Regions from separate parts of the Mus musculus genome. Here region 1 is linked to region 2. A link is a loop called in an ENCODE intact Hi-C map of the cell type or tissue named here. Cell type or tissue: heart. All regions are shown on one strand.

The links. A loop is a pair of places that touch in the nucleus more often than their neighbours do. Peaks named below come from ENCODE experiments on the same cell type or tissue, not always from the same donor. Only the 100,000 strongest peaks of a DNase experiment are listed, where the experiment ranks them.
Region 1: it touches region 2 in a loop (2.4-fold over the local background); 2 of 42 quality-filtered maps call a loop at or near these places.

Annotation. Positions count from the first base shown.
Region 1 is chr4:119,486,315-119,494,314 of GRCm38, forward strand. It overlaps Rimkla (ribosomal modification protein rimK-like family member A), which reads right to left and starts at 6,284. Exons shown (of 5, transcript NM_177572.4): 1 at 5,983-6,284. The coding sequence starts at 6,145. In heart, a CTCF peak has its summit at 4,694 (motif pointing left); a DNase peak (open chromatin) is centred at 6,337; H3K4me3 peaks cover 1,340 bases; H3K27ac peaks cover 1,005 bases; H3K27me3 peaks cover 1,524 bases.
Region 2 is chr4:119,663,138-119,671,137 of GRCm38, forward strand. It overlaps Gm35761 (a long non-coding RNA gene), which reads left to right. Exons shown (of 6, transcript XR_868074.3): 6 at 1-623. Among named protein-coding and RNA genes, the nearest start is that of Guca2b, 8.2 kb to the left of the region's middle. In heart, a CTCF peak has its summit at 4,459 (motif pointing left); DNase peaks (open chromatin) are centred at 64 and 3,144; H3K27ac peaks cover 2,892 bases.

The sequences.
Region 1 (8,000 bases), 180 kb before region 2:
AGCTCCCTCATCCCGAGCCACAGTCCCCTCCCTTGTAGTGAAGCCCCCACCCTGAGCCACAGCCCCCCGTAGTAAAGCCCCCTCATCCCGAGCCACAGTCCCCTCCCCTGTAGTAAAGCCCCCATCCTTAGCCACAGCCCCCCCATAGTAAAGCCCCCATCCTGAGCCACAGTCCCCTCCCCTGTAGTGAAGCCCCCCATCCTTAGCCACAGCCCCCCCATAGTAAAGCCCCCATCCTGAGCCACAGTCCCCTCCCCTGTAGTGAAGCCCCCCATCCTTAGCCACAGTCCCCCCCTGTAGTGAAGCCTCCACCCTTAGTTTCCCCTTGACTCCTTCCTATGTTCCACCAACCCCTTACCAAAACCGTCTTGCAGACTGTATCCTCACTCTGCCCCCTGCTCTGCTCAAAACCACTACAGTGTCTCTCACTGGGAACGGCCATGCATTGTCCCTCCCCCCATCCTTTCTCTGTCACCCTCTCCATCATCCAGAGTGAAGCCAATGTCCATCACCAACCCTCAAGGCCCTGTGTAGCTGCTCATCTCAACCCCAACCCTCAGCCTCTTCTCCTCATGCCTACCCACACTCCCTCTGTTCTTCCACACTGGCCTCGTCCACACTCTTTCCTCCCTGGACACGTCTACTCTCTATAGCTAAACAGTGAACTTCCTGGGGTGGAAGGGAGGGGAGGGGAGGAGAACCCAGAGGGAGAGGGAGGACAGAGAGCTAAGTAATGTTAAGGATTTTGGAAAAGCCATAGTAAAACATTGTTTTATGAGCTTACCTAAAAACACATATATAATCTATATGGTTCAAATGGAGTTAGGCCACATAGGGTGATAATGTCTGCCCTTTCCCTGCAGGAGCCATAGTCTATTTAGCAAAAACTCCAGTGCCAGATAGGGGAAACCTTCCTTCAAATGGTTGACCAGGAGATTCCAAGAGACCCCTAAAACAACATAGGCTGCTCCCATTGCCCTTGGTTGCCTCCCAGAACTTGAAGGTAAGACCTGATTGCTAAGGAGCCTGTGTACTTCAGGATTTAGAAGACTGGAGCTGGACCTGACCTGCATACCTTTCCCTTGAGGACTGGCTCTCATGATATCGGGAGGGCGTCCTGTGTGCTGCCAAGGGAGAAAAGCAACCGATAATCCTGCCCAGCTATAAAGCCCACCAAAGCACAATGAGGAGCCCAGCAAGATAGTCCCAAGGGTGGGCTAGCACCACTTTATCTGGGGGTAACTAACAGCTGTCTAACTGGAACTAAGGCCTGCTCAAATGGAGGGACTTCCTGGCTGATACTATAATTGTAGCCAGCTACCCATGGTTAGAGAGGTCATAGACCCTCAGTGGAGAACCTACAACTGCCACTTTCCTAAACCAGCTAATTCCTAACTGCCCTCTAAATGCTTATCCTATCGCCCCTCATTGAAGCGCCTTCGTTAAGCAAACTGTACGCTTCCTGACCTTCTTCTGCCTGTGGGTGAGACCACCCTAGTCACCCTCATACTGCCATTCTCCACCTCCACCTCCTGCTTTCTTCCTGTCTTAGAGACACCATGACCACAGCAACTCTTATAAAGGACAACATTTCACTGGGGCTGGCTTTTGGTTTCAGAGGTTTGGTCCATTAACAGTCATGGTGGGAAGCATGGCACACCGACAGAGGTGGTGCTGGTGAAGGAGCTGAGAGTTCTACATCTTGATCCACAAGGCAGCTGGGAGAGGACTGTGAGCCACTCAGCCTGGTTTTGAGCTAATAAGATCCCCAAGCCCACCCCCACTGATACATCTCTTCTAACAGAGTCACACCTACTCCAAAATGCCACACCTCCTAATAGCCACACCCCTAATGGCCACACCTCCTATTAGCCACACCCCCTGATAGCCACACCTCCTGATAGCCACACCTCCTGATAGCCACACCTCCTAATAATGCCACTCCCTATGGGCCAAACATTGGAACACTTGAGTCTATTTGGGGGGGCATTCCTAACCAAACCACCATTTCTCCCCTTTAGCTTTTTCCAGAAATGCTCTGTATCATTTACTTACCTTGTTTATATTATACCCCAATATAGAACATAATCTCCTGGAGAGGCAGTGACTTCTGTACTTTTATTCAGGCACCTAGAACAACACCTGACATACAGTCAGCAGACACTTGGTGACAGAACACAAGACACATAAATTTGTGAGGGTGAAGACCACGTCTGCTCCTATTTGCCATTCTATATCTCCAGAACACTACGTCGTGGCACCCTGCTTAGTGGATACCTGCCACACAAACTGGGTAAAATGGAGACATCGGAGTGTCGTGAATTAAAATGTAATGGTAAAGGCGTGAGAGTAAAGACCCTCCATCCCTCTTCAGTCCTCAACACAGAGTCTCCGAATTGTCACTTGCTGCTGGGGAAGTCTTGAGGAACTCAGCTTGTAGCCCTGGCTGGCCTGGAACTCATGATGGAGACCAGACTGGTCTTGAACTCACACTGACCCATCTACCTCTGCCTCCCCAGCCCTGGGATCAGCGCCAGCCCCAGCCCCAAGCCCACCCCTGTGCACTTTCCTTTTGAAACAGGGTCTCACATAGTCCAGGTTAGAAAGAGCTTGAATTCAAGGCCAGCCTAAACTGGAAACAAAGCAAGACTCTGACTTAAAATAAAAAAATAAAAGACTGGTCGTGTAGCACAGTGGCAAGGTGCTTGCCTAACAAGTGAACCAAGCCCGATTTCAATGTTTTCCTTTTTAACCACAGATAAAAGAGAACGTGACCTAGAAAGTACTTTATAGCACTGGTGCTACTGATGGAGATCACTAGCAGCCTAGCCTGTACAAGACCCTGGCTTCAATCCCCAGGGCTGCATAAACATAAATAAATAAACACATAAGGCCACCAGAGCTGAAGCTCTGAGAGCAGCAGGAATGCTGAATCATGCTCTCCCTGAGACAATGCTTACAAGGCCCCCTCTGCCAGGTCACACACATTTTCTCTGTCTCCGATTATGACTTCATAACTCTCCCTTTTCCTAGAGTTGGTTAATAATTCTGACCGGAGGATGGTCAGAGATCTTAACTGTCATTAGTAAACCTGTCCTCACAGAAAAGCTCACCACAAACACATACACATCGAATCATGATCTCCCAAACACAGTCTCTATCTCCACAAAGGCCTTGTGCGCTTTACAGTACAAGCCTCATGCTTCAATCTAGGTAACGAACATTACCAAAGGCCTACTATGTACTGGGTATGGGAAAAAAAAAATCTTTTTTGGAGAATCCTAGATAGGGGAGGGGTCGGATACAGGCCTTGTACACAGATCAATTATAATAAACTTTCAATGGGTGCTACTCTGATGTTGTTTGGTAGCAGGTGGAAGATATCTCCATGGGGATAGAGAAGGGAGCTTAGGAATGACGCAGGAGATACCAGTGACTTGAGCTAGATTTGAGGGATGAATGGAATTCTACCATCTGGGGGGAACCAGATGGGGACCTCAGACTGATATTTCAGTGGAAGCCCAGGAGTCACAAGACAACAGTGAAGCCAATGTTGACTGGCGCGTGAAAAGACAGCAGGATCCACTGAGTACGGCTGTAACTCCCAGCTGGTGCTGTGTGCATAATGACCTCACTCACGTTTATGAGTATTAATAAGTAAGAAGAACGGAGCACAAGCCACGCGAGTTGGCGTGAGGACCTATTACTATGACTCCGTGATTACAGTTGTTACTATTAGTTACATGTGTTTTGGTCTTGGAATCACTTGTGTTTAGGGAAATAAACATTTACTGAACGATTAAACAACGTGCAGATTCTCAAAGGAACAAAATAAGGTAGATAAGACGTTAAGCCAGCAGAGTATAAAGGGGGACTTTCTATAGGACTGCTTTAGTAACCTGAGGGTCACTGCTCCAGCCCCAGCCCCAGCCCCATCCAAATTCAGGTTGGTTAGGGTAGATCTTCTAAGTTAAAATAACCATCACAGAGCCAGGTAAGTCGATTTCTGGGGGGTTGAGGCCAGCCTGGTCTACATAGGAAGTTCCAGGACAGCTAAGGCTATCCAGCGAGACCTGTCTCCAACAAACAAACAAACAAACACACACACACCAAAAAACCTGTCTTCAATTTCTCCATCCATCCATCAAGCATCTATATAGATTTTCTTGTAAATGACTAGTTTGTGAACACAGACATTTTCACACATGAGTTCTACTTAATTGCTTACGTGCTTCCTGAATCATTACGATTTAATTTTCACTTTTCTTACAATTGATTCTTTAACACGAAGTTTTATACATTCAGAGAGAACATCTTCAGAAGTGCTGATGTACACGTAAAGACTGACAAACAATAGGAAAATCTGACTACCGTCTCTCAAAAGGATGTTTTTACAAGCTGTAAAGAAAACAAGGAAACTCATCTTGGGAATGGACACAAGTATATATTAATGACCGGTTTTAGATCACCAAAATATAACTGATCATTCCACTTAAATATGGAACCCAAAGCTTTTCAAGCTTGGAGAATCTCAACTTAAATATGACATACATGATTCAAAGAGATGGGGGCAGGAGAGAGGGCTCAGTGGTTAGGAACACTGGCTGCTTTTCCAGAGGGCCCAGGTTGGAGCCTGCATGGTGGCTCACAACTATAGCTTCAGTTCCCAGAGGATATGATGCCCTCATCTGGCGTCTGAGGGTACTGCATGCACATGGTGTACAGACATACATGGAGACAAAACACCCATAGACATAAAATTAACCGTGAAAAGGCAAAACCAAACCAAACCCTAAAATCAAAGTCAAAGTGATTATCACAAAGCAAAGCCGAGACATTTGGCAACAAAAAAGCTGTAAGAAGAATCTAGTTCTTCAAATTCTCTGTTCAGAAATGGCGTTCACCGTTAACCAATCAGGAGGGTTTCAGCAACCCAAACTTAAAAAATGGTATTTTTACACTTAAGCACACCACTTGAAATGTGGAGTGTCTAATGCTTGCATATAACTACTCCCAAAGTATATGCATTTTGAACCTAGTAAGGTTTAACTACACCTACCGATGAACAATGTACAAAACTGAGCTATTTCACTTAGGGACACATACTCAAAACCTCACTTGTAAGTAGTCTGTTCAGGATGTGGAATCCCTACCCTTGCAGAAGGAACTCTACTCAACCAGTTAAAGATGACATATGGGTAACATTCCAAGAAGCATCCAAGACGGCCCAACCCTCCTCAGCCCTGGACCCCCTGAAATAGCTGGCTACCTCGGAGGGCTTACCGAGAACACAGACTGTAAGCCAGTGAATACGAGTTTCCAAAGTCATGGATAGCTTAGCAATACATAGCAGGCATGTATTGAAGATAATAAGAATAAACAGAACGCTTTGAATAGGCAGTCAGGGATAATAACCATTTCCCCCAACCTCCCACCTCAATTGCCCTGGACCCGGCACTGAAGGGACCAGTGAGGCCTGGAAGTACTTGGCTATTTTGGAATCTGAATTAAACATTCTTTGGGAGGAGGACAAATTAATGGAAACCATCAATCGTCTCCTCTCGCCCCTTCCCCTCCAGAGACGATCTCAATCTTTCTCAGCTGTCTCCCATAATTAGGCTCCCAGTTTGAGAATAGTGTTCTACCTAGGGCGTTCATCACTGGAGCATACATACCACTGGAAAAGTTTCCCAAACATCTGCCTAAGAGCAATTTTGTGAATTCTGGGTTGGTTCTTTTAATTTCGGGATCCAATCCGGCAGGCCACCTGTGCTCGGAGAATCTACAGTGTGAGGTTTGGTGCCTTTAGCTTCAGGTGAATGTGAATGCCCCATTAACTCATCTCCTAAATGAATTAAGCATCTTCTCTACTCTTGGCCTCAGGCTGCTGCAGAGGGGCTACCTCGGAGCCGGGCTCAAGGAGGAGAGCGGCCGGCTCACGGGACCCCGGTGCCCCTCCCTCCCTCCCCCGGCTGAGCTCACCTAGGTGGCCGCCGACGACGGTGACGGCGATCTGGTCCAGGAACACCGCCCGGAAACCCACGTCCTGCTCCGAGCAGCGCTGGCGGAGCGCGCGCAGGATCTGCACCTGCGGGTAGTCCTCGCGGATGAGCCGGTCGGTCAGCAGCCAGACCTGCGCGCACATGGCGACCGAAGCTGCGGCCGCTCGCCCGCGCGACCCCCTGGCGCGTCCCAGGCGAGCACCGCGGCTTTGCTTGCGCCGTGCGCCAGCCGCCTCTGCAGACCCGGCCGGCGAATGCTCCGGATCGCCTCGCGCCGACGCCGCCGCCGCCGCCTCCGCTGCCTCCTCCGCCGCCTCCGCCCAGCCAATCAGCACGTCGCGACGCCCGGGGAGGACCCGGCCCGGAGCCTGCGGAGCTGCGCAGCCTGCGGCGGCCGGGCGGGGCTGGGGCGACCCCGGGAACCGATGGGCCACTGGCTGGGTAGGCGCGGTGCTGCTCCCCCAGAGAAAAGTGCGAGTCTTGGTTGCACCACCAACCTCTTCCAAAGACAACTCCCAGCCTGGCAAGGTCACATGGCGGGGCTCTGCAGCTGGACTTGACCCTTAGAAGAGCGATCTGTCTGCCCCAATCCTGGCCTGCAGCCTGGCTGGGAGATGGAGGCAGTTGGGTCTTAGCAACCAGATACTTCATTTAGATAATTCGAAGATCCTTTTCCTTTTCTTACACCCCAGTTTGCACCAGCGCTTGACCATCATAACCCCAGTGTCATAAAAACAGGTTAAGACCCCCATATTGAGTTAGGGGAACCCCTAGGGCGCGTTTTTTCCTCCTAGTCCACACCCCACTTCCCCTCCGCCCTCCAACTCAGTCCTCTGTACATACTGTCCGTGGTCCTAGCCGTTTGCAAATTCTGCCCGCAAACAATAGCGTGAAACCTGGTATTCGGTTCTTGAAAATAAATTAATTATACATTTATTTATGTATGTATTTATGTATTTATTTATTTATGTATTTATTTATTTATTTATTTATTTATTTATTTATTTATTGTGCACAAGGTGAGCTGGTGGCCTGTTACCACAGCTTGATCGTGAAGATCAGAGGACAACTTTCAGGATCTGGTTCTCCTGAAACCCACCATGTGGATCAAAGTCAGGCTAGGCAGCAAGTGCTTTTACTCTCTGAGCCATCTCACAGCTCCTAGCTAGTCATTTCTAAATAACTATGGGGTTGACTTTAGCCAGTTGTGTTTCCAGCTCTTTAAAACATCTTTTTGAAATCATCATCGCCGCCGCCATCATCATCATCATTTTGGTTTTTTCAATATAGGGTTTCTCTGGGTAACCTTGTCTCCCTGTAGCCCTGCTTCCCTGTAGCCCTGTGTAGTTTCTGTCCTGGAACTCACTCTGTAAATGTGATGGTTTGTATATTCTCAGAGTGGCACCATCTGGAGGTGTGGCCTGGTTGGAATAGGTGTGTCACTGTGGGTGTGGGCTTAAGACCCTCATCCTAGTTGCCTGGAAGTCAGTCTTCCACTAGCAGCCTTTGGATGAAGATGTAGAACTCTCAGCTCTGCCTGCACCATACCTGCCTGGATACTGCCATGTTCCCACCTTGATGGTAATGGACGGAACCTCTGAGCCTGTAAGCCAGCCCCAATTAAATGTTGTTTTTTTATAAGACTTGCCTTGATCAAGGTGTCTGTTCACAGCAGTAAAACCCTAACTAAGACACCGGGTTAGTCTCAAATTCATTACAGAGATCTGCCTTTGGCTCCCCGAGTGCTGTGATTTAAGGTGTGCTCCACCACCACCCGGTTTAAATGATGTTTTGTGCATCTTCGATGTGTGTTTGAAGCACAGGGTCACGTGAATGCCAGAAGGAGCTTGCAGGGTGTGCAGAACAACTTTTGGGAATGGGTTCTCTCCATGGTAACTAGGTTTGTCCAGCAACACCTCTACTCAGTCAGCCCTCTTGCTCTCCCTAACGCATTTCTTCCTTCTTTCCTTTTCCTTTCTTTTTCTTTTTACTCTTTTA
Region 2 (8,000 bases):
CCCACACTTACCCCTCTGCTGGCCTTTCCCCACACATCAGTCAGCATGACCCATGAGGATCTGAGTCACAGCATGGCTGTCTCTGCTCCAACTAAACACAGCTTCCCACTTCCCACTCAGCCAATCCACACGCTTCCTTCCAGCCGTGGCTTCCCGCGGGCACATCCTCTTCATCTTTGACTTGAGCTCCAAAATTTTGCTCTTTACTCTTTGGGCTTCATCAACCCTCTTGCTTCCATGCCCCCCCTAAACACATCAAATTATGTTTTATTAACAGTGGCATCTTTATATACACGTGTCCTTGTTCTTATGCTCTCCTTGTGGCTGCTTCCACTTCCTGACTGCCCCAGCAGTGCAGCTGCAACAGTGGACACACGTGTATCTCTGCGGTGCATCAACGAAGAGTCCTTTCGGTATATACTCAAGAGTGAGTGGTACAGCTGGGTCCCATGGTGGGTCAGTTCTTGTTCTTTGAAGAGCCTACATGCTGGCTGCCATAGCACTGCACCAGTTCACACACCCATGAGCAGTGAACAGGACTTCCTCTTTCCCCACAGCATAGCCTAGAGTCTAGAGTGAGAGACTCTCAAACAGTTCAGATTTGCATTTCCCTGATGGCTAGTGATACGGAACACTTTTTTCAAGTATTTATTGGCCATTTATATTTCTTTTTGAGAAATCTCCATTCAGCTCATTAGATTGTTTATTGATATGAGAATGGTTTATTTTGGTGTGTGTGTGTGTGCGCGCGCACGCGCGCACACGTGCCCGTGTATTGAGACAGGGTTTCACTATGCAGTCCTGGCTAGCTTGGAACTTATATAGACCTGGCTGGTCTCAAACTCACAGAGATCCACCTATATCTCCTCCAGAGTTCACCTAGTTAGTGTTCAGTTTTTACAGTTGTGCATTCTCCTGTACATTAATACCCTATGTGATGAGCAGATAGCTCCCCCCCCCCTCTGTCTCTTCACTCAGGCTGTTGTCGATGCAAAAGCATCTTGGCTTCATGAATTAAGCCTTTTCCATCTGAACCCCATTTGCAGGTTGTTAGGATTATTTCCTGTGCTGGTGGAGTCCCCTTTGCTATCTTAAAATGGTTTAATCATCTCATGTCCTCACACAGTTTCAGAATTTCAGGACTTCCATTAGGATCTCCCATCCACTTTGACTTCATTGCTGTGCCGGGCAAGAGAGCGATGGGTCTGGTTTCACTTTTCCCAGCAACCCGGTGCCAAGGAAGCTGAGTTTTCTCCAGTGTATGTTTTGACAACTTTAGGCATCTCTCACTGTATGAGTTTTGTGCTGGACACTCCATGGGGCTCACTGGTCTGGATTGGTTTTTGTGCCAGCATTACACTGCTCGTTACTATGGCTCTGTAATATAATTCCAGATCAGGCATTGTGGTCCCTCCTGCGCTGCTGTCTGCTAAGGATCGATTTTACTTCCATATGAATTTTAGGATTTTTTTTTCTAGTTCACGGTGGAATCCCACTGGGATTTTCATGGTCTTACACTGAGTCTGGATTGGGCTCAGTCATGCAAACATCTTCCTGACATTGATCCTGACAGCCCACGAGCTCGGAAGCTCTTTGCATCCTCTACGGTCTTCTTTAATTTCTTTTTTCAGTAGCTTAAAGTTTTCATTGTGGGGGTCTTTCACCTCCTAGGGACTTTTTCTTTTTCTTTTCTTTTTTTTTTTTTTGGAAACTATTGCAAATGAAATTTCCCTCTCTGATTTCAGAGAATTCATTCTCGGTTTATAGAAAAGTTTATAGAAAAACTACTGAGTTTTATATACTGGTAGTGTCTAATTGCTTTGCTGAAAGTGATTTTCAGGTCTAAGAGTTTTCTGGTGAGGTCTTAGGGCTTTTTTCAGTTTAGGATCATGTCATCGCAAATAGGAACAAGTGATTTCTCCCTTTTCCTGCTTGAATGCCTTTGGTTTCTATTTCTGACCTTGTTGATCTCCTCCTGGCAGGTCAGGTACTGCAGTGAATACGAGCAGAGAGACTGGGCACCATGAGAATCCCAGATCCTAGAGGAAATGCCTGCAGAGCCCCCCATTTAGTATAGTACAGACTATTAAATTTGCCATGTAGCCTTTAGTATGTGGAGGTCTGCTCCTATTTCCAGTTTCTCTGGGGCTCTTTTTTCTTACCACACTGAACATTGTAAAAACTCATCAAAGCTCTCTCACCTCAGGTCTTTGCTCTTTACCCAGCTCTCTGCTCAAGCTCAAAGATCACTCCCTCAGAGAGATCTTTCTGACCCTCCCATCTTGAAAGCTTTCTCTGAATTTGCTTGTGGCACCTGTTATCTATCCATCTGTCTATCTATCTATTCATCCATCATCTGTCTATCTCTCTTTGTAGCCATCCATCCATCTATCCATCCATCCATCGTATCCGCCCATCCATCCACCCCACATCTTTCTGTTGTGACATAAGATGTTAGAATTAATAACTTGACTGTTTGTCTTCTCCCAGAACAATGCCTGGCACATGATCAGTGCTCAGCAAATACCTGAAGCGCTGAGTGTACAAACACATTCAATTCTCCCCATGAATGTGTGCTTAGTCCCCGGAGCTCCTCGCCTCTCAGAAGCCACAGTCATCTGTGCAGCTCTTCCTGGCACATGGAGGTTGTTCAGAAAATGTTATTATTTTCATAATTGCAAAACAATTCCCAGAAACCGATCCTCTCTGTATGCCATGCGCATCGAAGACTTGGGCCTCTCAATGGTTTAATGACAAGCATTTCCCAATGGCAGTTTTGCTGTAAGAGGCATGACAAATAACTGCAGTGAGAGCCACGTTGCAGAACCAGTGGCTACCTGGGCAGGAGAGGCGAGAACAGTGAGTGACTGGGTCCTAGACGCCAGTCTTTGAAGTCAGAGTCTATGGGATTTTCTGTGTGCCTGTGAATAAAGATTGAAAGGAGCCCAGGACGAAGCTAAGGTCATCCCGAGTCAAACAGCAAATGCTGCCCTTGACAGATGAGACGCAGGAAGAACTGGGAAGATTGGGGAGCAGGTGCCATTCTGACAGCGTTAAGTCTGAGACACCCGTCAGACATGTGAGCAGAGATAGAAATGTCACCAGGGTGTATCTGCTGCGTGGAGCTCTGTGTCCCTGGCTTTGAAAGCCCTGGAGAAGGACCAGCGGGGTTGGGGAGAAGGAGTGGGTGGAGCCGAGCACAAGGTTCGCTGATCCAGAAGAAGAATGTAATTTAGGAAGGCGAATGTACCAGCTGGGACAAAGGTTGTAGTTGACACTAGAAAAGTTCTGGCCAAGAAGTCCTGGGTTAGAGAACATGAAGTCACTGGTGACCTTAGAAGATGGATTCTGAGGACAGCCAACATGAACATCTGATTAGAATGCGCTTAGGAAAAAAATCTGGCAGAAAAAAAGAGAGTGTTTATTAGACACTTTAAATCAAAGGGTAATTAGGCGGGGTGTGTGTGTGGATGCAGCACCCGAACTGTGCTGCCCTGAAAGACCCTGTAGGGAGCTGTAGAGACCACTGTGGCAGGCCTCCCAGCAGCCCCTCAGAGAGCAGGCGGCCTAAAAGATAGATTTACTTTTGCCATGGCTGCCAGGAAACCCAGAAGCAAACTGTGGCCCCAGCATTAACAGTTACTCTGATCCTCATTTAATCTGTGTCTTCCTCTGACAGAATGCCCTAACACACACACACACACACACACACACACACACACACACACACACCACAAATACAAACACACACACACACCACACATACATATACACCACACACACACACACACACACACACCCCACAAATACAAACACACTACAAATACAAATACACACACACTCCACATATACATACCACACACACATCACACATACATACATACCACACACACACACACACACACACACACACACACACACACAAATACACACACACATACATATGTACCACACACCACACGTACACAAAAACACAGACACACTCACGTTCACACATACATAACACACACACACACACACACACACACACACACACACACCACAAATACAAACACACACACACACCACACATACATATACACCACACACACACACACCCCACAAATACAAACACACTACAAATATAAATACACACACACTCCACATATACATACCACACACACATCACACATACATATATACCACACACACACACACACACACACACAAATACACACACACATACATATGTACCACACACCACACGTACACAAAAACACAGATACACTCATGTTCACACATACATAACACACACACACACACACACACACACACACACACACACACACACACACACACCTTTCAGGTTTATTTATATTCTCTCTAGGTTCAAGGTCTTCCTTCGTTTTAGTAGGGGGGAGGATGGGTTGGATAATTGGCAACCATGGGAAGTGGGTCAAGGCTGCCCCCTTGTGATGAACACGGAACACTGCAGGAGAACGAATGAGGCGTCTCTTTGAGTTACTGCCCTGTTAGCTATTTCTGCCTTGGCATCCTACCCACACAATAGGGCAGCCTTCATTAGTGGTGCTCCTTTAAGGTGCTGTCAGAGAAATGTGTGAGCCCTTTTAGGGGAAGCCCCTGCTGGTGCCTTTAGGTGGTAGATGTTGAGGTCAGCAGGGCTGGGCCACTGAAAAGGCAGAGGCTGCACTGGCCTCCTGATGCCGATATTGAGTCTGGGGCAGGCAAGGGATGACTTGAGAGCCCAGATTTTCCTAATGAGAACTGCAGTATTGGGGAGGCAGTGAGGGCCTCTGACTCAGCCACTCTCTGTGTTTCTGGCTTCCTCTACTGTGATAGGTGGCAGATGTGATTATGGTGTGTGTGTGTGCTTATATGTGCATGTGGCATGGTAGTGTATGTGTATGTATGTGTGTGGTCTTTGTGTGTGGTGTATATGTATGTGTGGTATATATGTATATGTGGCGTGTGTGTATGTGAATGTGCGTGTTTGTGCATGCTTGTGGTATGGGGTGTGACGGCTTGCATTTGCGTGTGAGGATGCATGTACTTTGCCAAACCCTTGTGGGAACCTGTTTGGGAACGTGCAAACATGCATGTGAGAGTACTGGGCATGCCTGTATAGGAGCATGTGTGTGTCCATGCCTGTGTAGGAATGATGTGTGTGTGCTACATGTGTGAGAGTGTGGATGAGTGTGAGCACAAATGCGGGCGGATACTGAGGGAGTAGTGCATGGGAATGTGTGTGTTGGAGTCTTTGTGTACTAGTGTGTTTGTGAGTGTGTGTTGTGTGTGTGTGTGTTGTGTGTGTGTGTGAGTGTGTTGTGAGTGTGTGTTGTGTGTGTTTGTGTTGTGAGTGTGTGTGTTGTGTGTGTTGTGTGTGTGTTTGTGTGTGTGTGTGTGTCTGTGTGTGTGTGTAGGAGATGCAGGTGAAGCCATATGGGCTGAACTGTAGAGGAGAGTAGGTGAGAGCAGAGGTCTCTTCTATGCAGGTAGCTTTGGAGGAAGGCTGATCTGATGGTGGGGCATGGTACTGAAGTCTGGGGCTGGAGCCTTACAGGTAGGCAGGCCTGCCACCACCGTCTGGAAGCTGGTTCGCTGGTGGAAGCTGCATTGTCCATGGGAACATCCTCTGATAGATCCCCACGGTCCATGGGGACATCCTCTCCCCTCTTCTCCAACCACCCTGCCTGTGCCCAGCAGCTGTCTGGAGGCTGTGACTGGCATCAGGCAGAGGTGAAGTCCCACTGCTGTGGAATTATGGAGGAGCCACTCCTTCTTTGAGCTTCAGTTCCCTCTGATGATAGATGGAAGCCGTGCCCCTGACCAGGAAGCAGGGCAGTGAGGGGATAGGCTGTGAGCACTGACTCCAACGCCTCATGGGAAGTCCTCTTTTGAGCGCACAGATTCTTCGCACATCAGAGGTGGCACAGAATGCTCCCTGTGTATGGAGGACATGTCCACAAGGAGGTAAATGACTTACTAGAGACCACACAGGCAGCTGTGGCAATGGCACGGACCCTGTTCTCCCGGCTGGGCTTTGAGATCTTTGACAGCCGTTCCTGCATCTTCTTACCCTCCAGATGTCCCTTCTAGGGGCTCACACAATAATGAGGGAAGGAGGAGATCCTTCTAGTGCATGAATATGCCCCGCAAAAGGACCTGGATTCTTGCACCCTCAAAGAGGTGTGACACAGATGTTGGTTCATGTGACTCTCCTGCCACCCGCATATGATACCGCCAGGCTCCATTTTGTGTTCAGCCAGCAAACATGTATCAGGCTCTGAACTTACATTGGGCACCAGGGCTCAGACATGCTTGCAGAAGGCCTGTGGTGGAGGGGGTCAGATGAGGACAAGACGTGGCAGAGGCAGAGGTGACTTACACAGGTGCTGAGGCATGCTGAGTGGGGGTGCTCAGGAAGTGGGGGGACCCAATGAAGGGGAAAGAAGCTATCGCTTCCCCTCCAGCCACAGCTGCTGTCTCAGGCCTGGGGTTGTTTTGGGGTTTAGTCTTAAAGCCAGCCCAGACTGTAGGGCCATTTCCAGGTGCCCCTTGGGAATTCTAGCAATGTCGGCCCTACCATGGAAGTGGAGTGTCACCCACCCCACCGTGTTTATCATATCCATTTCTAGTGGGATTCCCCACCCACAGTGAGACTCCATCATCTGTGGGGTTCAGGTTTACTTCCTTGTTTCTCAGAGAGCCCAGCATCCAGGAGACCCTACCCATGCCCACAACCCATAGTATCTTTGCTGCCTGGAGTCTGAAGTTCTTTGTGCAGCAGTACCCGGTCGGAATGGTTGAGGAAACCCACTAGCTGCTGAGTCAGGGGCCTGGGTTGCCAAGCAAGACTGAGCACAGGAGGAGGGGCCGCAACACAAATTCCCCTGCACAGCTGCGGTGCATGCTGTCAAATCTGCAGTTGTGACCATTGTGAAACTTGATTGCTCTGTCTTGGGGACTTCTTAGAGTCCAACTCCACAATAAAGCCAATCAGACTAAGCCATCAGTGTCAAGTAGCAGCTAATGAAGCATTCATGGGCCTGGGAGAGAAATCAGGCAAGCTCTTATTTCAGGATTATTCCTCCCAAATATTGAATCTGAACTGTAAGCAGAATTCTCTGTCGTTTCCACCCCTTTCCCTGGTGGGGACCATTGGCATTCACCTCATGCTGTAGCTTTCTGGAGAGAGGCTTGACAGGCAGGCAGATTTGCTGCTTCCCCGAGGAGCGGGCTCCTGGGGTGTCAGCAGAGAGGGGGGGCGGGCAGAACCTGCTGGGAATCCCCCTCCCAGGCTCCGCCTAGGGAGAGTGGGGTGGCTTGACTGCCAAGTCTGTCAGCATCAACACCCAGCTTGGAGGAGCGGAGTCTGTGGTCAGGAAGGAGACTTCGCTACTTTTATTTTTATTATTATTATTTTTTATCACAGTGGCAAAATAGCGGACAAAGGCAACTTGAGGGAGGGAAGAAAGGGGTTAATATTTGATTTTCAGTTTGAGGTTGCCAAATCTGCATATTTGGGTAGTGCCAGTGCCAGTGCCAGCGGATGTATTAGAGGATCCTCTTTTCTTTGTTCCACAGCCGTGTCTACTGCACAACATCTTGGAGCTCCCTCTGTAAAGGACTGGTTAGTGGCCCCAGATATGGAGCTGATCTCACACTGCTATGGCGCGTGGCTCTTCCAAGCATCTCTCTTGAGATATCTTGCCACCTCTGCCACCTTTACTCAGACATTCCTGACAGTTCACCAGAGCAGGGAAGACACATGGATGCAGCCACAGGACCCCAGCTGTGCAGCCTGCAGGCCCAGAGTGTGCCAGGCCTGCAAGCTTGCCCAGAGGGCGCCTGCGCCCACTCAGATGCTTGTTGTCTGCCACTGGGCTTGAGTTTGTAGGTTGTGTGCCTCAGGCACCAGGCGACCAGCTTAGCCCTTTGCAAACTGGGAGTGAAGGGATGTTGCTGAGCGGTTGACAGGTGAAGCACTACCATGAAGTTTA